Linked DNA regions of Homo sapiens: all the other regions are linked to region 6. Evidence: chromatin loops called from intact Hi-C (ENCODE). Cell type or tissue: heart left ventricle. All regions are shown on one strand.

Region 1 (4,000 bases), 210 kb before region 6:
TTCATTGAGTTAGTCTATGCCAGCTGAAAATCAGAGTGGTCCTGTGGAACTGAGAATGAACCAAGTGTAAGACGATGTAGATTCAGCTTTGCAACTAACAAACCGTATGACTTTGGACAATTTGCTTTCTTCATTTTCTTTATTGATATAAGAAACGGGTTGAGGCCGGGCATGGTGGCTCACACCTGTAATCCCAGCACTGTGGGAGGCCGAGGCAGGTGGATCACGAGGTCAGGAGATCGAGACCATCGTAGCTAACACGGTGAAACCCCGTCTCTACTAAAAATACAAAAAAATAGCCGGGCGTGGTGGCGAGTGCCTGTAGTCCCAGCTACTCGGGAGGCTGAGGCAGGAGAATGGCGTGAACCTGAGAGGTGGAGCTTGTAGTGAGCGGAGATCGCACCACTGCACTCCAGCCTGGGCGACAGAGCAAGACTCTGTCTCAAGAAAAAAAAAAAGAAAGAAACGGGTTGAGTTAAATTACCTCCCAATTTTCTTTCCAGATCTAACATTCTGTGGTTCTTTATGGTTTTCTATAAAACAGAAGAGACGGATTTAAGGTCACGATCAGGCTAATATACTCTAAAATAAATATAACAGTTGAAAGGTCAAAAGGAAATTTCACAGACTCCTTTAAGCATAATTCTTTTGCTTTCCCCCACTTATCCCAGGACTATGTGGTGAATGTAACAGAAGAATTTCTGGAGTTCATTTCAGATGGAGCACTGGCCATTGAAGTATGGGGCCACCGGTGTGCTGGAAATGGCAGCTCCATCTGGGAGGTCGATTCTCTTCATGCTAAGACAAGAACACTGCATGACAGGTTTGTACTTGGCTGTGAGCTTTAGGTACAAGGTTAAGACTAGGACTTGAGCAGAGTCTCTGAACCTACTCTGGCCTAGGAGGCTGCTTATAAAAAAATAAAATCATTTAAAAAAAAAAAAAAAAGAATGGCCAGGTGCGGTGGCTCATGCCTGTAATCCAGCACTTTGGGAGGCCAAGGCAGACGGATCATGAGGTCAGGAGTTCGAGACCAGCCTGACCAACATGGTGAAACCACATCTCTACTAAATACAAAAATTACCCAGGTGTGGTGGCACGCACCTGTAATCCCAGCTACTCAGGAGGCTGAGGCAGGATTTATTTATTTTTTTTTTATTTATAAAAAAATAAATTATTTATAAATAAATAAAACCCGGGAGCTGGAGGTTTCAGTGAGCCAAGATCGTGCCACTGCACTCCAGCCTGGGCAACAGAGTGAGACTCCGTCTCCAAAAAAAAAGAAAAAAAAGGAAAGAAAAAAAAAAAAAGAATACAGGCTTTGAATTCTGGGACTGCTGCCGTTATTTTGGACAAGTTATTTAACTTCTCTGAGCCTATTTCCTCGTTTGTAAAATGAGAATGATGAAAGAAATTACCAACCACCAAAGAAATTCAATGGGGAATGATATGTCCTATCAACAAATGAGACTGAAACAACTACATCTCTATGTGGAGAAAAATCACCCTTGTTCTTTACTTCACACCATATACAAAAATTAATTTGAGATGAATCATACATAACCTTAAATACAACAACTTAAACTATAATGCCTACAGAAGAACACAGGATTTTGAGATAGTCACATATTCTCAGGCCACAGAAAGTGCTAACCATGGAAGAAAAAATTGTTTAAGTTGGACTTAATCAAAATTAAAAGCATGTGCTCATCAAAAGACCACTATGAAAATGAATACACAAGCTGCAATCTGGGGGAGGACTGGCAGTTTCTTATCAAGTTGATCATTTGCCTCTTTTATGACCCAAGAATCCCACTCATAGGTATTTACCCAGGATAAATGAAAATGCAAGTCCACAAATAGAATTGTACACAATGTTCTTTTTTTTTTTTTTTGAGATGGAGTCTTGCTCTGTCTCCCAGGCTGGAGTGTGCAGTGGTGCGATCTTAGCTCACTGCAACCTCCACCTCCTGGGTTCAAGTGATTCTCCTGCCTCAGCCTCCTGAGTAGCTGGGCTTACAGGCGTGTGCTGCCATGCCCGGATAATTTTTTTTTTTTTTTTTGTATTTTTGGTAGAGACAGGGTTTCACCATGTTGGCCAGGCTGGTCTCGAACTCCTGACCTCAGGTGATCCACCCGCCTTGGCCTTCCAAAGTGCTGGAATTACAAGCTCGAGCCACCACACCCAGCCTATACGATGTTCATGGCAGTGTTATTCATGGTATCCCCAAATTGCAAATAACCCAAATATCCTTCAGTGAGTGAATGGGGATAAATTGGTATTATTCACAAATAAAGTATTACTCTGCATTAAAAAAGAAAAAAACTGTTTATATCCATATGGATGAATCTCAGAAACATTATGCTGAATGAAAGAAGCCAGACACAAGAATACATAATGTGTGATTCCATTTATTTGGAGTTCTAGAACAGGCAAAACTAATCTCTGAGAGTTACACAGTTGCTACGGGAATGTGGGGATTGAATGGGAATGCATATGAGCAAACTTTCTGAGGTGATAGGGCAGGTTACACTCATATGTGCATTTCTCAAAACTCATCGAGCTCTATACTCAAGATGTGGACATTTCAGTCTACCTCAGTAAAATAAATAAAAAGAAACAATATGACAGGTTGGTTTTGAGAGTTAAATAAGGAAGTAACTTATACAAGATAAATGGCACAGTGCCTAGCACATAGTAAGTGCTCAGTGAATGGTGGCTTATTACTATTACTAACAGTATCCCTGGACGATGACGCTCTTGCTTGTTGGAATGTGTTTCTGCAGGTGGAATGAAGTAACGCGAAGAATAGAAATGTGGATCTCCATATTAGAATTGAATGAGTTAGGAGAGTATGCTGCAGTGGAACTTCATCAGGCAAAAGATGTCAACACAGGAGGCATCTTTCAACTTAGACAGGTACTGAGTTTGTTTTGGGTTTTTTTTTAATGTTTTCTCTCTGTTCCACTCTTACACATTGTTTCTGGGGATTTTCTAACTATTTGTATCTTTATTCTCTAATCCTTTTCCCCTTCTTTATCCCGTTCCTTTTCATTATCATTCCTGGCACCCATACTCCTCCCCACCCTCTTCAGGGTCATTCCCGTAGAGTACAAGTCACGGTGAAACCTGTGCAGCATTCAGGGACACTGCCACTTATGGTTGAAGCCATCCTGTCAGTATCCATCGGCTGTGTAACTGCCAGGTCCACCAAACTCCAAAGAGGGCTGGACAGTTACCAGGTAAGACAAGCAGACTTAAAATAGTATTTAACAAAGCTTGGTTAATGCAGGTCCCAGGGGGACCTCTTTGCCAATATAACAGAACTCTTTGCCTTAACCGTAGATCTTCCCCCAGTTCACATTTCCATCCATTGCCTTTTTTCTAGCTTTAAAATCTGTTTGCTTAGTGTCAGTTAATAATAATTTTATTTATAAACACACGCATCCTAATGCTATAGTAGTCATTAACTTTAGGCAGATTTTATTTTATATCTGGCCCAAAATATGTTGTATCTTTGGCATTACTGCCTGACCTGATCCACTTTTTGGGTTTTTTTGTGTGTGTTTTTTTTTTAAAAGATAGGGTTTTGCTTTGTTGCCAGGTTGGAGTACAGTGGTGTGATCATGGCTCACTGCAGCCTTGACCTCCTGGGCTCAAACAGTCCTCCCACCTTAGCTTCTGAAGTAGCTGGGACTACAAGCACACATCACCACGCCCAGCTGATTCTTTTATTTTTTGTAGAGAAGGGCATGTCATTCTGTTGCCCACACTGGTCTCAAATTCCTGGACTCAAGTGATCCTCCTGCCTCAGCCTCCCAAAGTGTAGGGATTACAGGCATGAGCCACCGCACCTGGCCACTTTTATTTATAGTGTAAAATTATTTTCATACACTGTCATAATAAACCAGTTCTTTGAAAGCTTTACTTCTTTTTTTGTTAAAATTTGTCCTTATGATCATTTTTGCTCATTAAATCTTCATTTTCTAAACATTCTCA
Region 2 (4,000 bases), 430 kb after region 6:
AGGGCTGACAGGATCTATTAAGAGACTGGGTAAAACGTATGAAAGAGAGGAGTCAAGGATGGCTTTAAGGTTTCTGGCCTGAACTATGGGGAGGATGCAGTTGGCATTCACGGAGATAGAAAAGGCTCTAAGAGAAGCAGAGAAAGCTCCATCTGGGACATAATGAGTTGGGATGCTGTGGAATACTACTCAGCCATAAAAAAGAGCAAAGTAATGTGTTTTGTAGCAACTTGGATGGAGCTGAAGGGTATTGTTCTAAGTGAAATAACTCAGGAGTAGAAAACCAAATACCACATGTTCTCAGTTTTAAGCAGGAGCTAACCTATGGATACACAAAGCATACAGAATGTTATTGTGGACTCTGAAGACTCAGAAGCAGGAAGACAGGAGGGGGGTGAGGAATGAAAAATGACATATTGGGTACAATGTGCACTGGTGATGGAAGTATGAAAATCTCAGATTTCACCAGTATACAATTCATCTATGTAATGAAAAACCACTTGTACCCCTAAAGCTATTGAAATAAAAAAGTGTGTGTGTGTGTGTGTGTGTGTGTGTGTATAATTGTAAAAAATGAGTTTGGAGGCTGATGATACATCCAAGTGGAGCCTGGACTTAAGGAAGATGTTTTCATTGGATGTAAAATTTGGGGGTTTTCTGCATATGAATGGTGTTTTATCCATCAGACTGAATGTGACCATCGAAGATGAATATGTAGTTAGAAAAGAGATGACGTCCAAAGGAAAATGTTCTATGCTCTCCGATGTGTAGAGATCGGAGCAATGAGGAGGAACTCACGAGGGAAACAGAAGGAGCAGCCAATGAGGCGGGAGGAAGCCCAGGAGACCGTGGCGTTCTGGAGGGCAGGTGAAGGGAGTGTGTGAGGAGGAGGGAACAATCAACCATGTCAAATCCTGTGACAGATCAAGTACAATAAGACTTGAGAGTTGTCCAATAGAGTCAGTGAGCCTTGACCTTAACAAGAACAGTTTGAGTGGAATGGTGGGGGTGATGCTATTACTAAAATGGGTTAAAAGGAGAATAAGCAGGAGAAAAAAAATGAGTATAGACAACTTTTTTCTTCCTTTTACTTGACTGTAAAAGGAAGGAAAGAAATGGGGAGGAGGAGGGGTGGTTCCTGGAGTGGGAAGTGTGGATAAGAAGGAAACCAGGTGTTAAGGGGCCTCCAGGTATTCACAAAGAAAGAAGAACACAATTACATGAAGCTGGGAAAGTTTCTGTAGAGGAGATGTTGATAACATGAGAGATCTGTAGGACTGACATCCTTGAGTAGCTGAGATAGGATGGGCTTTAGCTGGGGGCATGGATAGGTCCTCCACATCCAAGAAGGCAGGTGCGGATTCCTGGCCTCATTAAGAGCCGCTGCCTGGATATTAGTAACCATGAATTTACTGTGAGATCAGTTGCACAGGGTGGCACTTTAGAGATCACTAGAGGAGAAGATGTCAAGGAACTCAGAGAGAAGGACTTGGGAAGCATTACCCACATGGATATTAACATCACCAAAAATTAGGACAAGAGATGTGTTGAAGAATGTAACAGTGATCCAGGAGCTAAAATATTCAGTGGATAGACTAAGCAAAGTTTTGATCATTATGCAATCAAGTAGAAAGACTCAAAGTGCCATAAACCCCCACAAATTTTGAGTCTATTCACCATCAAGATGCTTACTGATTTCTATTCACTATCCTTTGGTGCCACCTGCTGGACACAGACCAAAGCAATACCGTAAGATGGATGAAGCCTCTTAAGGAAAAATCTTTGTCCTGGTTTTAATAAATTTCATGGCAGGTGGGGAAAAATAGTTCCTAGTGAACTGTGATTAATTAGAAAACTCACCGTGAAATTTCATCAGAGGTAATCAATTTTACAAAAAAAAAGAAGCAGAGGGGATGAAAGAAAAGGAAGGAGGAATGAGATGGCAGAATTGTCTATTCTGTCATTTATCTTTTGAGAAATATACTGTCAATTTCGTTATTTTTTCACATGTACATATGTTTTTCCCCTCCCACCTTAAACATTACTTGTGTTCTGCCCACCCTACCACTGTATCTTGTATACAGGGCAAGATGAAGAGTAAATGCGGTGTATTTACCAAAGATTGGAGCAATTAAGAGTAAAGATAGTTTCACAGCAATGTGAATATACTTAACACTACTGAACCGTACACTTACAAATGGTAAAATGGTAAATTTTATGTGTTTTTAAAGCACAATAAAAGATAAAAAATAATTTTAAAAGGGCAACACGAGTGATCCTTGTGGTGATGGAAATGTTCTATCTCTTGACTGAGTCGAGGTCAATATCCTTGTGATTTTTGTTAATACAGTTTTGCAAATGTTGCCACTGGGGAAAGTGGGTAAAGGAAACATGAGATCTCTCGTTTTTATTTCTTATGACTGCAAAATCAAATTTATGGAAAGGAATACGGATATAATAAAATATCACTTGATATTAAAAATAAGCGGATCAAAGACTGGAAGCATGAATAAATAATATTGGTAGAATTGAAAAGACGATCTAAAGCTCATCAGTAAAGCTTTCTCAAATTCAGCAAAGTTGAAAACAAATTATTTGAATCCCCTGTAAATTAAGAGTTGGCAAGAGCAATATCAGGAGACTCTCAGACCCAAATCTAGCAGCTTGGGAGAAGGATGGGCTGCATACTTTTAAGTCTCTGGTAGAAAATTCCTGCGAGATTTTCTTATGAGAAATGATCATCATGAAGAAAACCATATACCAGTGATGCAAAATTCAAAATAAGAAGTTAGCAGTCTGGCGTGGTGGCTCACGCCTGTAATCCCAGGACTTTCAGAGGCCGAGGTGGGTGGATCACCTGAGGTCAGGAGTTCAACAGCAGCCTGGCCAACATGGTGAAACCCCATCTCTACTAAAAATACAAAACTTAGCTGGGCATGGTGGCAGATGCCTGTAATCCCAGCTACTCAGGAGGCTGAGGTAGGAGAATGGCTTGAACCCGGGAGGCGGAGGTTGCAGTGAGCCGAGATGGCGCCATTGCACTCCAGCCTGGGTGACAAGGGTGAAACTCCATCTCAAAAAAAAAAAAAAAAAAAAAAAGCCAGGTGCGGTGGCTCACACCTGTAATCCCAGCACTTTGGGAGGCCGAGGCATGTGGATGTCCTGAGGTCAGGAATTCAAGACCAGTCTGACCAACATGGAAAAACCCCATCTCTACTAAACACACACACACACACACACACACACGTTAGTAAAGTGAATCCAGGATGGTGATTGTGGTTTACATTGGTGCTTGCCTGTTCATCATTCCTTTGCCTTTCTCCCTTCTGAGTGGAAGTCAGTTTGATTCCAGAATCCACCCCTTACCCGCTTGCTTCAGGGAAAGCCTTCCGGTCCCTCACTCCAAAGGGAGATTTGATTGGCCTATGGATAATTTCCACTGCCTAGATAGTGACTGGTTTAGGAATTGGCATGGACACAATCTGGGCATAAGGAATGCAAGGAGCCACTTTCATAGTCCCTTAGGAAATGTCCTTTTTGCTTTGATGGGAAAGCTTCCTGAAATGACCATCTTCTGCTAGAAGTAAGGGAGGAACCATATAGCTCCAGCTGCTACTGAAAGCCATCCTATGACTACAAGGAATTTGCACCTTAGGACAAAGCTGATGTTGAGGTCACAGGAGCCTGTTAAGCCCTGGAACAACCAGTCATGAACCTGCCTTACTTTTTGTGTTCTAGTTAAATACATCGATATATTTCTTTATTGTTTCAATTGATGTGAGTTGGGCTTTTCATTATTTTTAGGTGAAAGCATCCTGACTGATAAAATGACTTGGTTGGGGTTTATTCCAGGAGTGGCAGTATTGTTCTGTATCAGCAAAAATGCTGATACAATTCATTCCATCAATAGGTTGGAGGAAAAAAACCAATACAGTCATTCAGATATGGAAAAATCCAAGATAATTCGTAGGTTACAGTTTTTCTCTTATTAAACGATGAA
Region 3 (4,000 bases), 110 kb after region 6:
ATTACAGGCGTGAGCCACCGCGCCCGGCCCATTCAGCACTATTAACAGAGCAGAAACTTACGCATATTTATGAAGTGAGACTATCGAGGTAATTTGGAAAAGCTCATAAAGTGAGTCACTGGTTTAGATTCTAAGGTGCTACTCCTTCCTGAAACTGTCAATCCAGACCACTGGGAAATACCACGGCTAAATGGCTAAACTGAAACATAACTAAGCGTGATACAAAGAATGAAACCTTTTTTTTTTTTTTTGAGACGGAGTCTGGCTCTGTTGCCCAGGCTGGAGTGCAGTGGCGCAATCTCGGCTCACTGCAAGCTCCACCTCCCGGGTTCATGCCATTCTCCTGCCTCAGCCTCCTGAGTAGCTGGGACTACAGGCACCCGCCACTATGCCTGGCTAAATTTTTGTATTTTTAGTAGAGACGGGTTTCACTGTGTTAGCCAGGATGGTCTCGATCTCCTGACCTCGCGATCCGCCCGCCTCGGACTCCCAAAGTGCTGGGATTACAGGCTTGAGCCACCGTGCCCGGCCTAACTTTTTTACCTTTTACTTCTCTTGTAGCTTTTTTCTACTTCCAAGATCAATGAAACCGATATTTAAAAACCCATTAAAAATCCTTGCTGTGCACATATAATTAACAGTAGTTACTCAACAGAATATTTTCTTCATGCCTTTGTATTAAGAAAAACCCAACTTCATAGCAATATTTCAAAATAGACATTTCATTTTACATTAGGGCCAGAATTACTTTATTGCATTATGTTATCTGTCATATGGCCCTTGACAACAGAACTTAGCAGCACTAATCATGGCCAAATCTTTCAGGAAGATTCAGCAATTCTGATTGAGCAATGCTATGACATTTTCTGGGCATGGACTTAAGAAACACTTGGGAGTTTGGCTCTGTGTTCCTTCGTTTGCTTTTCCTTTGCAATTTCTAGACCTGCCACTAGCACCAAGTAATTTACCCAAGGTATGCTCTGAGATCAGTCACATGATTACTTTGTTTGGCATTTTAAAATACTGGACAATAACTTGACACCTTATCGTTATGGTAAAACATTTTATAGGGAAAAAGTATAAACTCACTGTAGTTAAAAGAAATTTTGAAATATCGCATACATACATAGATACATCTATTTATACCCAAGTGCAATAAAAATTCAGCTGTTAGATTTCAAAGTCTTTCTTGTCTTTCCCTGGACAGCTAGAGAAATGGGGTATTAGTCTGGAAAATCCCTATGAGTTTTTGGAAAGACAATACATTTCCACAGAGAAAGAGCTCATTTTAGCCAAACCAAGTGACTCACTCTGGTGGACTGGCCAAATGCTCACCAAATCTGTTACTTCTTCCTTCCAGGCATAGAGGTGGGTTAAATTCCCCAGTCTCCTTTGCAGCTAGGAATGACCAGAAGACTGAATGAAGGTGAGGTGACATAGGCCATTTCCAAGCCCAGCCCATAAAACCTTCCTGCATTCTCTTTTCCAATTCAATGGCTGAGGAATTAGAGGAGTTGGGTGCCCCAAGATGGAAGAAGCCTGGACCCTGAACTACCATGTGGAAGAATGGCAACCAAAAACACTGGAGCAGACCTTATGTGAACAAGAAAAAAAATCTCTTCTGTTAAGCCTTTGAGATTTGGGGACTTTTTGCTAAAGCAGTCAGACAACACTGACTAATAATGAACTTTTCTAGTCAGTCACATGACCCTCGCCTGCTTTTTCTCATTTAATCCTCACAATAACCCTTTGAGATAGGAATTATTTGTTATCCCTATTTTAAAGACAAGAAAACACGGGCTTAGAAAGTTTAACTGCCTTCCCCCAAGTGGGTAACTTGACAAGTTGGTTTGGTTAGAGTGGGTCAGTGGATTACCAAGTTAATTCTCCAGTAGATACCGAGAAAAAGATAGAAGATTCTCAAACTTAGAAGACATAGATGAATTCGTTTTTCTCGCATTTGGATTAGCAGAGCTAATGAGTAGAAAATGTGAAATTCAAATCCAAGTAGGCCCAAGTCCAAAGTTTCTGCTCTTGACAACCCTCACAAATTAATATGTTTTATTAAAATCCTGAACATATTTATGCCCACTAATAATCTGGATCTCTCATGCATCTAAATAATTAGCTTAAGTCCTAAGATCACTGCCGCTAGGCTTTTTTGCTTAGTTTAATGTGAACAAATTATTAACAAATTTGATGACTGCTCCATGCCTTAGAAAATCCTTATGGAGAAAGTGCTGAGCGGAGGACTGTGCTGGGCATGTGCATTCACTCAGAGATGGAGGAACGGCCAAGAAGGTTCACTAACCTTCCTTCTCCATCTAATTTTTCAGATTGTATAAACAATGAAAGGAAAGAGAATCAGTTTTAGATGCCTGCTTTATGCACAGGAAGGCACTATTTCCCTTTAAAGTACAAGTTCAAATAAAGACAAGAAAACGAGAGGGAGGATAGTAGAAACGCGCTCTCTGTCTCTCTCTCTCCCCCTTATGGAGGAATACAGAACTCAGACTTCCTAGATAGAATAAAACCTACCAGGCAGCCAATGACCATAAATCATCTTCCCTGAAGTTGAAAAACTTAAGATTAATTTTTTCTCTATGTGCAGGTACATATTGATTCCATGCAAATACACACACACACAGACACACACACACACACAGACACACACAGACACACACACACACAGAGATCATTTCACTGTCAGGTCTTAGCAGCACGAGAAATGCTGGAGAAAATAGGGAAAGTGTGAAGGCAGCAGAAAGCCTGCTGTACTTATGGCCCCTCAGCTATAGTTCTCCACCCTCCGGGTGCTTCTCTTCTGCTCCTGCAAACTACTCAGGGTTAGACTGGTGGGACATCAGTGGGAGACCTCCCAGGAATTCCCCGAATGATAGTCTTCCTTGGGGTGGTGCCCATCAAGGCATCAGATGCGTGGTTTACAAAAGGTTACCTCTGCAGCTCGGGCGAGAGTTTTGGAGTCACCCATGGTTAAAATTGTTAACACTCTTGTTTTCTCATCTCTCCCAGGTGAGGTGAGGTGAGGTGGCCTCAGGCCAAAAAACACTTGTTCATGTCAACTCAACACTTTCTACAATTTTATTTTGACATACAACTCTTATAAATGACGTGTAGTGTGGCTCTTACATGTAGGGTCTGCAAAAAGGACTCTGGACAGTGAATAAAGGAATGGGTCCAGGTCTACATCCTGGGGCTGGATTATTAATGTATCACTGAATATTGTTTTTTACGTTTGAGAACTAGAAATAACATACTTCCTCTATGCTCACCTGCTGTAAAAGTAAATGAATAGTTGAGCAAGCCAGGGTGGGGGCTTCTTGGCCATTTTCCATGTGAGAATCCTTCCATCAACTGGAAGAGGATGGGCTTGACAAATTCTAGACTATAAGAAGTGCTGTAAGAACTGGGCCATTCTTTTGCTCAAAGGTTATTTATGTAAAATACAACAAGGGGAGACAAGAAAAGCTGAGATGCTTTGCAAATATTTTATAATGTGTTTTGTGTCATGAGCATGTAATAAATCAATGAGAAAGGTGCTTCTGAACTGCAAGGTGTGACCACTAGTGCATCTTAAGATCAGTTCAGTGGGTGATGACCACAGCACAGCATAGACTAGAAGAAAAATGTCAGAATGCAGCGCACATGGTAAGAATACTGTTTTGTGAAACTGGGTGGTAAAGTAAAATATCCTTTTTTCTGTGGGTCAAGGCTGAAATGTTGAAATGTCCTAGTATTAGAGAATGCAAGAGACCTGTTTCCTCATTGCCAAAGTGAGAAAGGAAATTTGAAATTGGGGGTCACCATTGTCAATCAGGGCTGTCAATGAATCCTTTATCCGGCTTCTGCCAGGATAGATGGAAGGGTGAAGGTGGAGGAACTGAAGGGCACATTGTGGTCTATGGCCTGTGGTCTTATTAAAAAAAAAAATTCAACATGGATAGAACTGGAGATTGTTATGTTACGTGAAATAAGCCAG
Region 4 (4,000 bases), 220 kb before region 6:
AAGCAAGCTAGAAAATGAGTCAGGGAGTATCTTATCAGTCTTACTGGGTTTTAGTCTTTTGACCTAGTAGTTCCCCTTTGGGAAATTTATTCTAAGCCCATAGTCATAGAAGTGTCCATAGAGATTTATACACAAGGATGCTTATAGTGGACTTTATAATAGCAAAACCTTGAAACAGACATGATGTCAAACAATAGAATAATTACTCAAATGTATAGTACATCCAAATGCTAAGGACACTGCTGTGTTGCCATTAAAAAATCATGGTTATGGCTGGGCCTGGTGGCTCACGCCTGTAATCCTAGCACTTTGGCAGGCCAAGGTGGGCAGATCGCTTGAGTACAGGAGTTCGAGACCAGCCCGGGCAACATAACAAAACCCCATCTATACAAAAAAATACAAAAAATAAAATAAAAAATAGTCAGTCATGGTGTCATGTGCCTATAGTCCCAGCTACTTGGGAGGCTGAGGTGGGAGGATTCCTGGAGCCCAGGAGGTCAAGGCTGCAGTGCACTAAGATCATACCACTTCACTGCAGCTTGGATGATAGAGCAAGATCCTATCTCAAAAAAAAAAAAAAATCGTGCTTATGAAGAATATTTAACAATACAAGAAAAATGATCACAATATCAAAACTGGAGAGAGGATTGGGGTATGAAGTTATACTTTTGTTTGGTCTTGATCGTGATAAAAATTAAAAAGTGTGCATGAGTGTACATAGAAGGTAGAAAATAAACCAGACTATCCTCGTAGGTGGTAGAATTTTATCTTCTTTTGTATGCATTTATGTGTTTTGCAAACTTACTGTGTTACTGTTGTATATATATTGCTTTAGCAATCGAAAAAGGAGTTATAACAGGGTTTGTTTTGTTTTTCTTCCTTATGCAGAGAGGTGCAATAGTGAGTGAACCAGCTATCCAAGTGAGGAGGAAAGGAAAGAGCACCCAAGTGTGGACCATTGAGAAGCTGGAGAATAAATTAATTGACATGAGAGACCTTTACCAAGAATGGAAGGAAAAAGTTCCTGAGGTAAAAGAGACAAAATGTAATGGAGATTTTGTTATGTTAAAAACAGAGAATATAAGCGATTTAGCAACACACACACACACACACACACACACACACACACACACGGAGATGTGCTCATGATACGTTAGATATTATATTAGGAAAATAAAGTACAAGTGATTTTGAAAGAAGCGCTAAGTTGGATCAGTAATACAACACATGATCCCCACACAGTTGGGAACTAAATGAAGAAAACATATAGTAGATTCTTATTTGGCTTCATGTTTACTACATTTCAAGTGAAAAGAAGTAGAATGAAGTAAATTTATGCCATTTTATCGGTGCTGTGAAAAATCAGCTTGACTGGAGCCAGTGTGGATTTCGCATTCATTAATGTGTGTTCACGCACCCCTAGCTGTGATCGTGGCCAGGTAGATTACTAAGAGTAATTTAAGCTTGCATAATCCATTTTTTGGACATTAGCAGTGGAAAAGAAGACTTGGCAAAGGAGATGAGGCAAAACAAAGGGGATGAAATGAAAAAGCTGCAAGTGAGGTAGATAAGGAAGACAAGGCAGGAACTGAAGAGGAATCTTCTGCACAGGCATTAGTTAGCTCCCCAGCAAACAGGCCCCTCCCATGGGCTAATTCTTTTTTTTTTTTTTTTTTTTTTTTTTTTTTTTTTAATGGAGACAGAGTCTCGCTCTGTCACTCAGGCTGGAGTGGTGTAATCTCAGCTCACTGAAACCTCTGTCTCCTGGGTTCAAGCGATTCTCGTGCCCCAGCCTCCTGAGTAGGTGGGACCACAGGCGTGCGCCACCACGCCCAGCTAATTTAGTTTTTATTTATGTGACATTATAATTTTACTTGCTGTTTAAATGGATAGATTCTTTAAATTTTTTTTCAAATGCTAGTTTTAAATAATATTATTTAAATTGATGTTATGTTTCTTATTCGTCCACTCACTGGCCCCTCCTACTTCTCAGGCAAAGAGACTCTACGGAAAACGAGGTGACCCTTTCTATGAAGCCCAAGAAAATCACAACCTCATCGGGGTGGCGAATGTATTCTTGGAATGCCTCTTCTGTGATGTGAAACTTCAGTATGCAGTCCCTATCATCAGCCAGCAGGGGGAGGTAAGCACAGGCCAGCCTTGGAGAACGATGGTGGTTCAAGTTTTTTGTTTTGTTTTATTTTGTTTTTCATTCTATTTAAGCTATGTTCTTGAGGTGGATCAAGAAACTAAGGCAAATAGTCAAGGTCTGCATTCTTTTTTCTCTACTAATAATCGATATTAGAAGCTTTGAGGATTAAGTCATGGTTTTGTTTGTTTGTTTGTTTGTTTGAGACGGAGTCTCACTCTGTCGCCCAGGCTGGAGTGCAGTGGCGCGATCTCGGCTCACTGCAAGCTCCGCCTTCCGGGTTCACGCCATTCTCTTGCCTCAGCCTCCCGAGTAGCTGGGACTACAGGCGCCCACCACCATATCGGGCTAATTTTTTGTATTTTTAGTGGAGACGGGGTTTCACCGTGTTAGCCAGGATGGTCTTGATCTCCTGACCTTGTGATCCGCCCGCCTCGGCTTCCCAAAGTGCTGGGATTACAGGCGTGAGCCACGGTGCCTGGCCCAAGTCATGGTCTTAAAAGATTATTATAACATTTAATATTTGGAGGTCACAAGTTTTTTCTTTGTTTTAATCAAATGGGAAATATTTTGGAAACCATATTCAGCTCTGTGCCCCATATCGCTCTCTCTTTTTAAAGGTAATCTCATACCTTTGCGATATACTCTAGTTCCTTCCTGGCCCCTAAATGGTCTTTGTAAGATACAACTCAGGAGGATTATTTTGCAGTCCAAAGTACTCAAAACAAAACAGGCTTCAATGACTCATTGTTACCCTCCTTTTAAACTCTGGTATTTCAGCTATTTAGATATAGTGGCCTAGGTAGGCATAAGATATTTCAGAAAATGTACGTTGAACTACCAGGTTATTTCTTGTGATTCTTAGAGCAGGTGAAGAATAAGATGCCATTCTGCCCAAAGTGAAGCTGCGATATAGACCCGGGTTCCCAGTTGTGGGGTGTAAGTGCACAGCCCACCCTCCACTATGGAAACACCCCATGGACATTCTGCTCCAGAGGACCAGTGCCTAACAGAGCTTTTTCCCATGGGAAAAATGGGCACAGTTAGGAGTCTGAAACCAGCCTGGTCAACACTATGAGACCCCATGTCTAAAAAAGAAATTTAAAAATTGACCAGGCATGGGCAGAGTGCAGTGGCTCACGCCTGTAATCCCTGCACTTTGGGAGGCAGAGGCAGGTGGATCACAAGGTCAGGAGTTCAAGACCAGCCTGGCCAATATGGTGAAACCCCGTCTCTACTAAAAATACAAAAAAATTAGCCAGGCTTAGTGGCGGGCACCTGTAGTCCCAGCTACTCGGGAGGCTGAGGCAGGAGAATCGCTTGAACCCGGGAGGTGGAGGTTGCAGTGAGCCAAGATCACACCACTACATTCCAACCTGGGTGACAGAGCAAGATTCTGTCTCAAAACAAAACAAAAAAAAACAAAAAAAACACAAAAAAATTAACCAGGCATGGTGATGAGCACCTATAGTCCCACCAGCTACTCAGGAGGCTGAGGTGGGAGGATCACCAAAGCCCAGGTAGGTCTAAGCAGCAGTGAGCCATGATCATACCAATGCACCCCAGCCTGGACAACAGAGCAAGACCCTGTCTCAAAAAGAAAAAGCACAGTTAACATGGCAGAGTGATTCAGTGGCTGAGTCCCTAGTTCAGGACTTCTTAATTTGGAGTCTGTGGTATGCTTTGAGTATTCCATGAATCCCCCTGAAATTATATTAAAATGAATTAGATTATCGAAAAGCATTAAAAAGAAAAAAAAAAGCTTGGCCGGGTGTGGTGGCTCACGCCTGTAATCCCAGCACTTTGGGAGGCCGAGGCAGGCAGATCACCTGAGGTCCGGTGTTCGAGACC
Region 5 (4,000 bases), 300 kb after region 6:
TCTCACCTGGTTGCATGATCCTTGGTTTTGCTCCTAAGTATGCCAGGTTCACGTTGGCCTTTCTGCCATCAATGATGGGATTGGGATCCTTGCAGGCCCTTTCGGCAGCAGCCCGGTCAGCCATGGTGACCTTAGCAACAGACACACACAGACATACATACATAACCTCTAAATTAACCCATGAAGGAAATCAAGAATCACAATGGAGAAGTCATTCATGATAAAACTGAGATCAAACTTTTTTTCTATTCTTTGCTTCTTTTGGCTGGACCCTCCTCCTTGATCTCCCATTTTTAACAGGCGGGCGGGGGCGTGGGGGGGGGGGGCGGGTAGACGAAGGAAAAAAGAAAGAAACCCTCTAACCCTGCCTCCCCCCACCCCACCGCCGAAATCTTAAGGGTGTTAGTAGGGCCTAGCCGAGATTTGGAAGCCTAAATTCTTGGAACTCTAGATCCTCCTTCCCCCGAATCCCCCGCCCCCCAGGTCCCTACTCAGCCTCAGAGGCACCGTTTGCTTTAAAGAAAGTCCAGCCTTACATCCGCCCAACGCTCCCAACCTCGAAAACACTCCCCAACGACAATAGCTATTGTCCTACTCTGGGGCTCCCTGCTCTTCGGCAGCTGAATTTGCACGCTTAAATCTCTAGGAAGGAAGCTTAATATGCTCTGTTTCAGTTCGGCAAAGAGCCCTAGGATCATGATTTAAAAGAACCTACCTTTGCAGTTAAAAGGCGGGGGGATGACACAAGGGCAACAGCCCCAGACCTCGTGGGGTGTCCCCTCCCTGCCCCAGCCAAAACACCAGAACACACGCATTTTTACAAAGCAACAGCGCGCTTAACAACCGGCATCCAGCCCGGGAATGCAATTGTTCAGGGTTGCGGCCCCTCCCTCGCAACCCTCCGCACCCCAAATCCCGCCGTCATTACAGGTCTCTCCTTTCACCCCTGCTCTGCCCTGCCCGGCCCCCGACCTCGCACAGCGCTGGGTCTTCTCCGAACCCCGCGAGGCTGGCGCCGACCCTCTCCCCTAGCAAAGTTTCAGTTCACCCCGGAGCGAAGGGGCAGCGCCGCTCTACCCGCGGGGCTCCTCACGGGTCACGCCGAGCCCCTCACTCCAAGCTCCCGATCCCCGGGGTCAGCCGCCACTCCGTCCCTCCCCGTCACCCCCAGTCCGTGCAACTTACAAATCCATAGCCCCGGGACTTGCCCGTCTGCCGGTCGGTGATGACCACCGCCTCCTCGATCTCGCCGAAGACCTCGAAGTACTTGCGCAGGCTGGCGTCGGTGGTGTGGTAGGGCAGCCCCCCGACGAAGATCTTGGTGTACGTCGTGTCCTTCTGGGTCGTGTGCATCTTCGCACCCGCCCCGCGGCTCGGGCTCCGGCTGCGGCTGCGGCTCGGGCAGCGGCTGCGCCTCCTCCTCCGGCTCCGCGTCTCCCGCACCCTTTCGCGGCCGCCGGGGGCCAAGGGCGAGCCCGGGGGCGAGGGCGGCGGCGCGGCGGGGGCGAGCGGCCGGGGGCGGCCGAGAGCGCCGGGCGCGCGGCTTCCGAAGTCGCCAGCGGCCCTGGAGACTTGACTTCGCTCTCTCCTCCCGCCCCCCCTGCCGGTCACCGTACAAATTCTCCGGATCGTCTGGATTAGAATCGGGTTCTATAGAATGTGCAAGCGGTTTCCACTCACCCGGCGGGGAGGCCAAAAATGAAAAGAGAGGGTAGTTCTCAAGCGAAGAAGCGGGTGCTTTAGAGGTAGATTTTTCTTCCTTAGGAATCAGGTGCCTTGGGTGGGGTGTGGGGAGGGTCCGCGGGAAGAGCGTCCGAGCGCCGAAGCGGGCGGGGGGCGCGGCGGCGGGGCCAGGGGCGAGGAACTCCGCGCAGCTTCGGCTCTGGTCTGTCCCTCCCGCCGTGGGATCTGGAAGACGAGTGCCGAGGACAGCTCTCCACCTCTCTGCTCCCTTCCCCCGCGGGCCGGGGGTCGACGCCCGGCTGGGGAGGGGGGCGGGCCGGACGCCTGCGATTGGCCGCGGCAGCACCTGGGGCGCCGGGCGCCGCCGCCCCCCAGCTGTTGGGAACAGCTGCTTCTCTCCCCGCGCGGCGCGGCGCTGGGGCTCGGGGCTCCCGCTCTGTAGCCGGCGATGGGGTAGGGCTGGAGACGCCTGTAGGCGGCCTGGCTCTCGGCGTCGCCTGCTCTAACCAGTCAAAGTCTTAGGGACCCGGCGCAGCACCAGCCGGGACCCAGGGTGCGGGGACTGTGCCCAAGGAGGAAGCTGCGTTGCTTTCCAGAGGGGACGACGCGAGCTTTTTGGGTTAGGCCTCGGTGACAGGGCCGGCGACCTGGACTGGCGAACTGGGGTCCCCAGAGGCCTGGGGCGATTCGCTGAGAGGCCAATCCCCTCCCGGGCGCGGGGGGTCAAGGAGCTCGGCCGAACGAAACCCAAGCTGGACACCCTGGGGTCTGAAGAGTGAGAAGGAGGGCCCCAACTTTCTTTGGCCCCAAAAAGCCAGTGCGGGGAAGTATCAGAGAGGTAGAGCCAGAAGGAAAAGAAAGATCTAGCGCTTGGGTGTAGTTGGGAAAACCATTAGCTTTAATTGCTACCGCCCAGCCAAACCAAGTAACCGGAGATACCTATGTCCATCAGGCACCGCCTTCTATTTCAGAGGACCATAAGTTAGTATTTTAGCCCCCACAGTCACCAAATTTGTCTTTCCTCCCTAACTTAGTTATTCAGGAAGATTGGTACAGATGTCTTAGCATAAGTCGTTCTTTTTTTTTTTTTTTCCCTAAACAAAGAATTAATCTATTTCTTTCTCTTTGAATTACAAGAATGTTTAGTGGCTTGACCTCATCTGTTTTTATCTGGATGTAAATGTAAAAGGTATAATTTTTGAAATCAACTTATTGCATAACCAGTGGTTTCTACCAGCAGACCTGAAAGCATTTGTAGAACATAGGGCACCCCATATATATTTATTACTTTACATCAGCTTTTTGCAACTTCTTTTAATTGAGAATTCATTCAATTAGGCCTTAAAATCAATCAGTCATACTTGAGGTTTGGATGAAAATATTTGATGTGAGCAGAAGGTTTCATCCACCATTGTTGGTGCACAATTGCCTTTTAAGTCCTTTCTACGGGAGTCTACAGTCCCTACATTAATCGCCCCTGAGCCGCACCATTTATTCCATTAAAACAATTCAGTATGTTAACCGTTAGAGAGGTGCATACTCTGTTTCTCTCCAGGACACCTTTGCAGTCAACCCAAGAGGGTGAGAAATGTTGCATTTGCAAAGGCTAATGGGAATGCAAATATTCTTGTGCAAAACATTAAATTCCGTTTTTCATCTTGCTGACTTCCTCATGAGGTTGACTTTTTGACGTCACTGGTTTCTTTAAGTTTGAACCCCCAGTGGGAGATATAGAGAAATCAGAAATCTATTAAAGTTAAAAACATTTTTTTCACCCGATTAAAAAAATAATAAAGAATTTTACAGACAGATGAGAGCCAGAAAGTGAAATTGTAAACACCCTCTCTTCATTACTTAAGTTAAAGGACAGGTTCAAAAACGACTCTCTGTGCTGGTATGATGAAAGATAATTTTTAAAAGTTAGAAAAACAAAGCAGGCGGGGAAAGAGAAGAGGCGTGTTTTTTAATATTCAACATCCATCTTGTGTCATTTAAGAATTACTGTACGTAGATGAGGCTCAGGCAAAACCCTTTTGTGAAGGGAAGCTGCTTAGAGAGAAGCCTTAGAAGGGCGCCTTTGGCTGTCTCGCCTTTCTTCCTACCTGGATTGGGAGCCCACCCTGGAGAGGACTGTGATAATATCAGGGAAGGAGGGTGTCTGGGAGTGTAGCCAGCAGCTAGGATGTTCACTAGGTAAAGTGGTGAGATCTACAAGGAAATTCTGATCCCGGGTTGGAATACTTGTGTCCTAGAACTCAGCTTCTGGAAATAAGACGCCTCCTTGTCATTGTCCCTCCCATCCCGTGCAACCCCTGAC
Region 6 (4,000 bases):
GGAAACAAAAAATGGAAGAATTCCTCCTTCCTCCACTTCTTGTTCTGTTCAGGCTCCCAACAGATTGGATGATGCCCACACACATTGAGGCGGCCAACCTGCTTTACTGAATTCACCAATTCAAATGCTAACCTCATCTGGAAACACCCTCGCAGACACACTCAGACACAACGTTTAATCTGGGTGCCCCTTGGCCAGTCATGTTGACACATAGAATTAACCATCACAGGAGTTACATCTGGTGTGAAAACCACAAAGAAATCAGGAAGGATGAAAACTGTGGTGGACATTTTCTCTTTTGACCACACTACCTCTTTTTTCCCCCCTTCTTTTGGAGAGAGAGAATTTCCACTTAACTCTTCCCCCAATGTGTGCACCTGTGCTAAGACTCTCAGGGCATTCTGCACTGCTCACTCCAAGCCACCAGGTGGGTATGTGGCCCGAGCTCAGCAGATTGGACTGACTTATGAGGACTTGGAAACTTGAGCCAAGTGATCCAAGGATGGAATAAATGTAGTGCCAGCAGAGGGCCCTTATCTGATAAGAGTGTTGATTAACTCTTGCTACCTATGCTTCCTTTAATTTCAGGAGCTGTGATTGGTTGATTGATTTTGAGGCGGAGTTTCACTCTTGTTGCCCAGGCTGAAGTGCAGTGGCACAACCTCTGCTCACTGCAACCGCTGCCTTCCAGTTTCAAGCGATTCTCCTGCCTCAGCCTCCCAAGTAGCTGGGATTACAGGCGCCTGCCACAACGTCTGGGTAATTTTTGTATTTTTAGTAGAGATGGGTTTCACCATGTTGGCCAGGATGGTCTCGAACTCCTGACCTCGTGATCTGCCCGCCTTGGCCTCACAAAGTGCTGGGATTACAGGCGTGAGCCACCATGCCTGGCCTATTATTTTATTTTTTGAGATGGGGTCTCGCTCTGCTTCCCAGGTTGGAGTGCAGTGGCATGATCATGGCTCACTGCAACTTTGACCTCCCCAGGCTCCGGTGATCCTCCCACCTCAGCCTCTCAAGTGTCTGGGATTACAGGTAAGTGCCACTATGCCTGGCTATATTTTTGTGTGTTTTTTTTGTAGAGACGGAGTTTCTCCATTTTGGCCAGTTTGGTGTCGACCTCCCGGGCTTAAGCGATCCACCCACCTCAGCCTCCCAAAGTGTTGGGATTACAGGCGTGAGCCACTGTATCCAGCTTGTGATATACTTTTAATAAATTTCTCTTAAACTTAAATTAGCAAGTGCTTGTTTATCATCCTTCCAATTAGAGAACCTGGATTCGGCCATTAGGAAGTCAAGGGTGGCATTCATTGGGAAGTTTCATGGGGTGAGAGGTGAAAGGCTGGCTGATGGGGGAATGGAAGTGAGAAGTAGAAATAATTGCATTCTAATCTTTAAGGAGTTGTTTTTTGGGGGAAGAGAAGCTGTTAAAGAAGTAGCGAACTATTTTTAACCACGCTTGAACCCATCGTTTGATAGGGTGACTGAAAAGAGAGTTCCTGAAACTTGGGCAGCCATAAATCTATTGTTTTGTTATGAATTTCTCTAATTTTTAGTGAGATAAACTTACTTTTAGTTTATCAACATATTTCAACTATTCTTACTAGTCATATATGGCAACCCTGCCCCAAGATGTCACATTGGTCTCTAAAGTGTTTCCTTCAGAGTAAGGTTCATCTGATTTGATACACTGATAGGAAGCAAGTTGTAAAAAATAAAGCCACTACGGAAGGCTTCTTTTGTAAATAAGATACCCAAGCACCAAATCAATGATTACACTGAAAAATAACTTGATTTTGGTACTAACTTTTGGAAATACACATAAAATAGGCTTTCTCTTCTCCAGCCTAACGTGGATTGAATTGCTATACTGTGTAATGATTTTCTGCCCCCTAATGGTTGTTCAAAAGCATTAAGAAATTTGTCATCTGCTTGAAAACATTTTCTATTATAAGAAAATATTTTCTTTATAGCACATTTTTAATTTTATTTTAGGAATTCGAAATGACTTAGAAATGTGTCATCATTCACAAGAGGCCCGTGTTACTCTTAAAAATAGGCCGATCTCATAAAACAACTGCGAACCTCATTATATAATGTGAACAGACAGGATTTTAGGCAACCAGTAGGTGGAGGAATTTCCAAAGCTAAGAACACCACAGGCTCCAAAACCCAACTTCAGAGCTGAGGGCCTTAAAGTAATCTGTTCAGCCTTCTCCGCTTTATACTAATAGAAGACTGTGGAGCAGCTCTGAGATATATGCTCATAGAAGTACATCGCCCATGATATTCTGGCAAAAGGAAAGACTATTTTAGATTAGGATTGGATTTTACTTGTGAAATATGAGATTGGGGCCAAGAGAAAGCATTGCTTTGGGTAGGGATAGCATGAGATTAAAAAACTGAAAATAAGTCGAGTGTGTGAAGAAAATGACTGTGACATACGAGAGGAAGGAAGCCAACAAGAGAGTGCCGTGGGTAGATGCTAGAAAGGGTGACATCATGCAGAAAGGTCAGGGAGGGAGGCTGAGTTTGGCTTTGGTCCAGTCAGCAATAGAAGGCTATTATGAAAGACAAACGTAAATATTTGTAAAATATAGTGTTGGTACAAACAAATATAAAAAAACATTGAGTTGCTTCTGCTGCTCCTTCCTTTTTTAGACCTGGAAACAATGAATCCAGAGGGAACAGCCACAGACGCTCCTGAGCACGTCAGTTTAGGCCTTCTGTGCCTAACGCAATTTCTTCCCTTAGAATTTGACCCTTGCCTGTGTCACCCAGCACTCATCCCATACCTCCTCCTGACCTCCCTGCAAGGTGGAGCCCACCAACCTGATCGCTGATCTTACCCTCCTCGTTAAGACTTACTCTATTACATCATCTTATCATTGACATGAAGTGGAGACCCAATGCCTGGCCAGTCTGAAGCTGTACACACGTAGGACATTAACTGAAACCTCAACTAAACCTCATCAAATTCCCACTTACTCTGGCTCCCCTTTCTCTATTTTTTAATTAAAAATTTTTGTATTATTCCTATTCTATTTTCCTGCAAACAGAGGCCCCCCTTCTTCTTGCACTCAAAAAATTCCACAATTCTCCTGGTTTCTTCATTTTCCCTCTTTTCACAGGCCTATATACTCTTCCATGTTTAATATCCTGGCTCATTTTATTCTTACTAACCATGAGAACTTATCTTTTTTATTCAATAGACTGTCCTCACTCTTGATCAATTTTATGCACTTAAATAGGCCATGTCATGTTTTTGCACATCAGACTGGAAAAATGACTAAGAGAGGTGGTATCCAGAGTTGACGAGGTTTGGAGAAAAACAGGTTCAGTCATTTGTGGAAGTATAGGCTTAGACATTTTTCGAAGGATAATTAGGCAGCATCCACCCAAATTCAGAATATCTGAGCCTTGTGAATCCTTAATCCTTTTAGAAATCTACCTTACAGAAATATGAGCACTAGAATAGAGCAATACAAGTCAAGCGTATTTCCTGTAGGATTATCTACAAAAGCAAAACAAAGAAAATAAATGAGACAGCCATCAAAAATTCAAAAATTAGAAACCAGAATGATAATACTTTTTTTCATTTAAAACAAGGAGTTTAAACAAGATGCTTAACTTGAAGGGAAAACTAGGATTCTTTGTTTTAGAGTAATTTATCCCTAAAGACAGATTGCCCTACACGTAACAGCTACGTACAAAAAAGTATAAAATTGTCCTTGGTTTTACAATGGTAAATGAAAAACATTAAAATTCTCCAACTGAACAAGGTATGCAAGGATTTTTTTTATTTTTTTGTTAAAATAGTGAGAGCAAAATAACTTACTGGAATATAAACGTAAGAGCCGACTGAGCATGCCACTAATGGAGAAAATGGGGTATTTCCACAGCCTCAGTGTTTTTCCCCATCCCGTCACCACTTGATGTCAATCGAAACATACCATTGGCTGCTTGGTTAAAAAAAAAAAGGAATATGCTTGTGCACATA
Region 7 (4,000 bases), 230 kb before region 6:
TAGGATTTACCTATACCACAACCATCATGGTAGCTCATTGGAGCAAGATCTGTTAGTACATCTATACCTTTTCACCCATGTGCATGGTGGTGAGCTCTGTGCCTGTACACGTGAGATGTTAGAAACAGGTTTTTATTATTTTTGCAAGTGAATTGTCCTTTTAGATACTAGTCTGAGAAATTGCCAGACCATATCCTTAAGCAATATTTTCAAACATGTGCTGTGATCTGTAAGTTTCCTCCCACTTAGAGAAATTCAATAGTAATAGGATTTGTGGTGAAAGTCATAAATCTTTGTCGTATACCAAAACTGATATTAAATGGACATAGAAATGAATTACCATAAAGAAAGATCAAATCTTATGTGCTTCTGTGTTTGGAATTGTCCTAGATTTCGTGAAGTTTTTCTTCCCAGTGGATAAGATCACATTCCTCTCTCTTCCCCCATCTGCTGGTAGTAGGTTAATGATTTATCTAAACGTTAGGATGAGCTCATCAAATTGAAGAAAGTAACGTAGAGGATGTGGAGAATGTATACTTATAAAGGGCATTTATCTGCAATGTCTGTAACAAGGAATTTGAGAGGATTTCCCTGATGTGGCCCCTCAGGCCTCTCACAAAAAGCGTATTGACTGGCTAGATTCCTTGCTAGAGGAAGCCTCCCACAGGCTGCAGTGCCTGGCATGAATGCTTGTTTTAGCCGCCACTAAGACACCTTGCCTTGTCTCTTGGCTCACTAGACCCAGTTCAAAATGTGGTTCAGGTCCTGGAGAAACAATACCTAGAAGAAAAGAGAAGTGCCCTAGAGGAGCAGCGGCTCATGTATGAGCGGGAACTGGAGCAACTCCGCCAGCAGCTCTCCCCCGACAGGCAGCCACAGAGTAGCGGCCCTGACCGCCTGGCCTACAGCAGCCAGACAGCGCAGCAGAAGGTGACCCAGTGGGCAGAAGAGAGGTAAGAACTGCAGCGGGGGCAGCCCAGAGTCAAGGCCCCAAGGCCGTGGGTCTTTGAGGGAGGGGTTTTTGAGACATGTCAGGGACAAACCTAGCAACAAGAGAACTCTTAATCCCATACGTGATATTGCCAATTAGCTTTTCCTTTCACAAATATTGTCCACCCTAAGTATGTTTACTATAATGTTAGCTGTTAAAGACCCCTCCTACCCCCAAACCATTTACCCTTCAATAAAAATGGTGCCAAGTTGCAAGGGTTAGACAGGTATGTATTGAAATTTAGAAAGTTTGAATAATTTCTTTAACACAAAAGCATTTTTTTCTTATTTCTCATACTTTTGAATCTATTTAAATACAACTTCAGTGCTGATTAATCTACTAAATGTGAAAGTTTAAGATTTATAGCTGGGTGCAGTGGCTCACACCTGTAATCCTAGCACTTGGGGAGGCTGAGGCGGGAGGATCACTTAAGCCCAGGAGTTTGAATCCAGCCCAGGCAACATAGTGAGACCTTGTCTCTACAAAAAGTAAAAATTACCCAGGCGTGGTGGTGCATGCCTATAAGGTCACTGGGAGGATCGCTTGAGCCCAGGAGTTTAAGACCAGCCTGAGCAACATAACGAGACCTTGTCTCTACAAAAAATAAAAAATTAGCCAGGCATGGTAGCTGGTGCCTATAATCCCAGCTACTTGGGAGGCTTAGGAGGGAGGGTCACTTGAGCCCCAGAGATCAAGGCTTTAGTGAGCTGCGATCATGCCACCACACTCCAGCCTGGGTGACAGGAAGAACCTGACCTGACTCAGGCCAGGTGCGGTGGCTCAGGCCTGTAATCCCAGCACTTTGGGAGGCCAAGGCAGCGGATCGCCTGAGGTCAGGAGTTCCAGACCAGCCTGGCCAACATGGTGAAACCCTGTCTCTACTAAAAATACAGAAAAAAAAGAAAAAATAGCAGCGCATGGTGGCAGGCGCCTGTAATCCCAGCTACTTGGGAGGCTGAGGCAGGAGAATCGCTTGAACCCAGGAGGCAATGGTTACAGTAAGCCAAGATCGCGCCATTGCACTCCAGCCTGGGTGACAAGAGGGAGACTTTGTCTCAAAAAAAAAAAAAAAAAGAACCTGACTAAAAGAAAAGATTTATGACTTTAAAATACTTATATCAGAACTCTCAAAGGAGAAAGTGGTAGAGTGTGGGTGGCAAGCCACCCAGGTGCCAAGGCAAGAGACCAAGGGCACAAGCTGTTCCAGTATAATAAAGCTAATATATAGAATAAGAATAGTTATACTAGAAATAGATTATAGATATGATTATATATGAATATCATTAATCATTAGTTTGTAGCATTACTCTTTATTCCAATATTATAATAATCTTTGTTCTACAGTTATCACCTGGGAAAAACCAGCCATACAGAGATAGGAGCTGAAGGGACACAGTGAGAAGTGACCAGAAGACAAGTGTAAGCCCTCTGTTACTCCCAAACAGGGCCACTAGAGGGCTCCCTGGTCTAGTGGTAAGGCCAGTGCCTGAGAAGGCGCCCATTACCTAGCGGGCCTTGGTCTAGCAGTAGCGTCAGTGCCTGGGGAAGGCACTAGTTACTTAGCAGACTGGGAAAGGGAGTCTCCCTTTTCCCGGGGGAGTTAGAGAAGACTCTGCTCCACCACCTCTTGTGGAAGGCCTGACATGAGTCAGGCCCGCCCGCAGCCATCCAGAGGCCTGTCTCCCTGTGATGCTGTGCTTCAGTGGTCACTCTCCTGGTCTGCTTTCATGTTCCACCCTGTACGCCTGGCTCTGCCTTCTCGATAGCAGTAACAGGATTAGCGAAAGTACTTAAAGTCTTTGAAATACATAGAAGAAATAATGGTGTAAGCTGTCCTCTCTCTGTCTCCGCCTTGGCTGCCAAACAGGGAAGGGACCCTTGTCCAGTGGACACATGACTTGCGTGACCTTCCTGTCATTGGTGATGGCTCACACTCTTTCCCCTGCCCCCTTTTCTTGTATCCAATAAATAACAGTGCAGCCAGGCATTCGGGGCCACTACCGGTCTCTGCGTCTAGGTGGTAGTGGTCCCCCGGGCCCAGCTGTCTTTTCTTCTATCTCTTTGTCTTGTGTCTTTATTTCTATGATCTCTCATCTCCACACACGAGGAGAAAAATCCACAGACCCAGTGGGGCTGGACCCTACAGTGGAGGAAATGGTAATAATAATAATCACCACTACCATAATAAGGACAATAGGCTATTGAAGACTTCAGTTGTGTTCTTGCCATAGTCCAGTCTTTTATTTAACATCCCAGCAGCAGTATGCCATAGGAACTATTATCCCTGTCTTATAGGTCAGGCAATCAGTTTAAATATCCTGCCTTAATCAACCATCTAGGAAGTGAAAAAAACAGAGTTTGAACCCAGTTTTCTCTGCAGTCTCCTAATAACACCTGTGTTATAATAATTAATAGTACTAATAAAAGCAACACCTGGCTGGGCGCGGTGGCTCACGCCTGTAATCCCAGCACTTTGGGAGGCCGAGGCGGGTGGATCATGAGGTCAGGAGTTCAAGACCAGCCTGGCCAAGATGGTGAAACCCCGTCTGTACTAAAAATACAAAAATAAGTCAGGTGCGGTCGTGGGCACCTATAATCCCAGCTACTCGGGAGGTTGAGGCAGAAGAATTGCTTGAACCCGGGAGGCAGAGGTTGCAGTGATCTGAGATCACGCCACTGCACTCTAGCCTGGGTGACAGAGCAAGACTGTCTCAAAAAAAAAAAAAAAAAAAGCCGGGCACTGTAGCTCATGCCTGTAATCCCAGCACTTTGGGAGGCCAAGGCGGGCAGATCACGAGGTCAGGAGATCAAGACCATCCTGGCTAACAAGGTGAAACCCCATCTCTACTAAAAATACAAAAATTAGCCGGGCGTGGTGGCGGGCGCCTGTAGTCCCAGCTACTCGGGGGACTGAGGCAGGAGAATGGCGTGAACCTGGGAGGCGGAGCTTGCAGTGAGCTGAGATCATGCCACTGCACTCCAGCCTGGGCAACAGAGCAAGACTCCATC

The links. Peaks named below come from ENCODE experiments on the same cell type or tissue, not always from the same donor. Only the 100,000 strongest peaks of a DNase experiment are listed, where the experiment ranks them.
Region 1: it touches region 6 in a loop (3-fold over the local background); 59 of 110 quality-filtered maps call a loop at or near these places.
Region 2: a loop joins it to region 6, with 13 times the contacts of the local background. A loop is called at or near these places in 106 of 110 quality-filtered maps.
Region 3: it touches region 6 in a loop (2.6-fold over the local background); 18 of 110 quality-filtered maps call a loop at or near these places.
Region 4: a loop joins it to region 6, with 4 times the contacts of the local background. A loop is called at or near these places in 63 of 110 quality-filtered maps.
Region 5: it touches region 6 in a loop (5-fold over the local background); 53 of 110 quality-filtered maps call a loop at or near these places.
Region 7: a loop joins it to region 6, with 3.0 times the contacts of the local background. A loop is called at or near these places in 59 of 110 quality-filtered maps.

The regions. Positions count from the first base shown.
Region 1 is chr6:17,793,492-17,797,491 of GRCh38, reverse strand. KIF13A (kinesin family member 13A) reads left to right here. Exons shown (of 39, transcript NM_022113.6): 23 at 672-823; 24 at 2,788-2,920; 25 at 3,097-3,243. Among named protein-coding and RNA genes, the nearest start is that of NUP153-AS1, 88 kb to the right of the region's middle. In heart left ventricle, no CTCF peak of the experiment used is centred here; no DNase peak of the experiment used is centred here.
Region 2 is chr6:17,154,017-17,158,016 of GRCh38, reverse strand. No RefSeq gene overlaps it. Among named protein-coding and RNA genes, the nearest start is that of STMND1, 54 kb to the right of the region's middle. In heart left ventricle, a CTCF peak has its summit at 1,734 (motif pointing left); no DNase peak of the experiment used is centred here.
Region 3 is chr6:17,468,082-17,472,081 of GRCh38, reverse strand. The region is part of intron 4 of CAP2 (cyclase associated actin cytoskeleton regulatory protein 2); the gene reads right to left. Among named protein-coding and RNA genes, the nearest start is that of CAP2, 76 kb to the right of the region's middle. In heart left ventricle, a CTCF peak has its summit at 2,481; no DNase peak of the experiment used is centred here.
Region 4 is chr6:17,802,504-17,806,503 of GRCh38, reverse strand. KIF13A (kinesin family member 13A) reads left to right here. Exons shown (of 39, transcript NM_022113.6): 19 at 889-1,029; 20 at 1,994-2,143. Among named protein-coding and RNA genes, the nearest start is that of NUP153-AS1, 97 kb to the right of the region's middle. In heart left ventricle, a CTCF peak has its summit at 2,136 (motif pointing right); no DNase peak of the experiment used is centred here.
Region 5 is chr6:17,278,935-17,282,934 of GRCh38, reverse strand. RBM24 (RNA binding motif protein 24) reads right to left here and starts at 1,574. Exons shown (of 4, transcript NM_001143942.2): 1 at 1,186-1,574; 2 at 7-130. The coding sequence starts at 1,353. In heart left ventricle, a CTCF peak has its summit at 1,651; DNase peaks (open chromatin) are centred at 1,064, 1,594 and 2,044; H3K4me3 peaks cover 3,494 bases; H3K27ac peaks cover 3,930 bases.
Region 6 is chr6:17,582,476-17,586,475 of GRCh38, reverse strand. LOC102724591 (a long non-coding RNA gene) reads left to right here. Exons shown (of 5, transcript XR_007059485.1): 5 at 589-685. Among named protein-coding and RNA genes, the nearest start is that of FAM8A1, 16 kb to the left of the region's middle. In heart left ventricle, CTCF peaks have their summits at 1,798 and 2,009; no DNase peak of the experiment used is centred here; H3K4me3 peaks cover 373 bases; H3K27ac peaks cover 1,526 bases.
Region 7 is chr6:17,813,973-17,817,972 of GRCh38, reverse strand. KIF13A (kinesin family member 13A) reads left to right here. Exons shown (of 39, transcript NM_022113.6): 17 at 740-953. Among named protein-coding and RNA genes, the nearest start is that of NUP153-AS1, 110 kb to the right of the region's middle. RefSeq lists an enhancer at 2,301-2,595. In heart left ventricle, a CTCF peak has its summit at 2,439 (motif pointing right); a DNase peak (open chromatin) is centred at 2,454.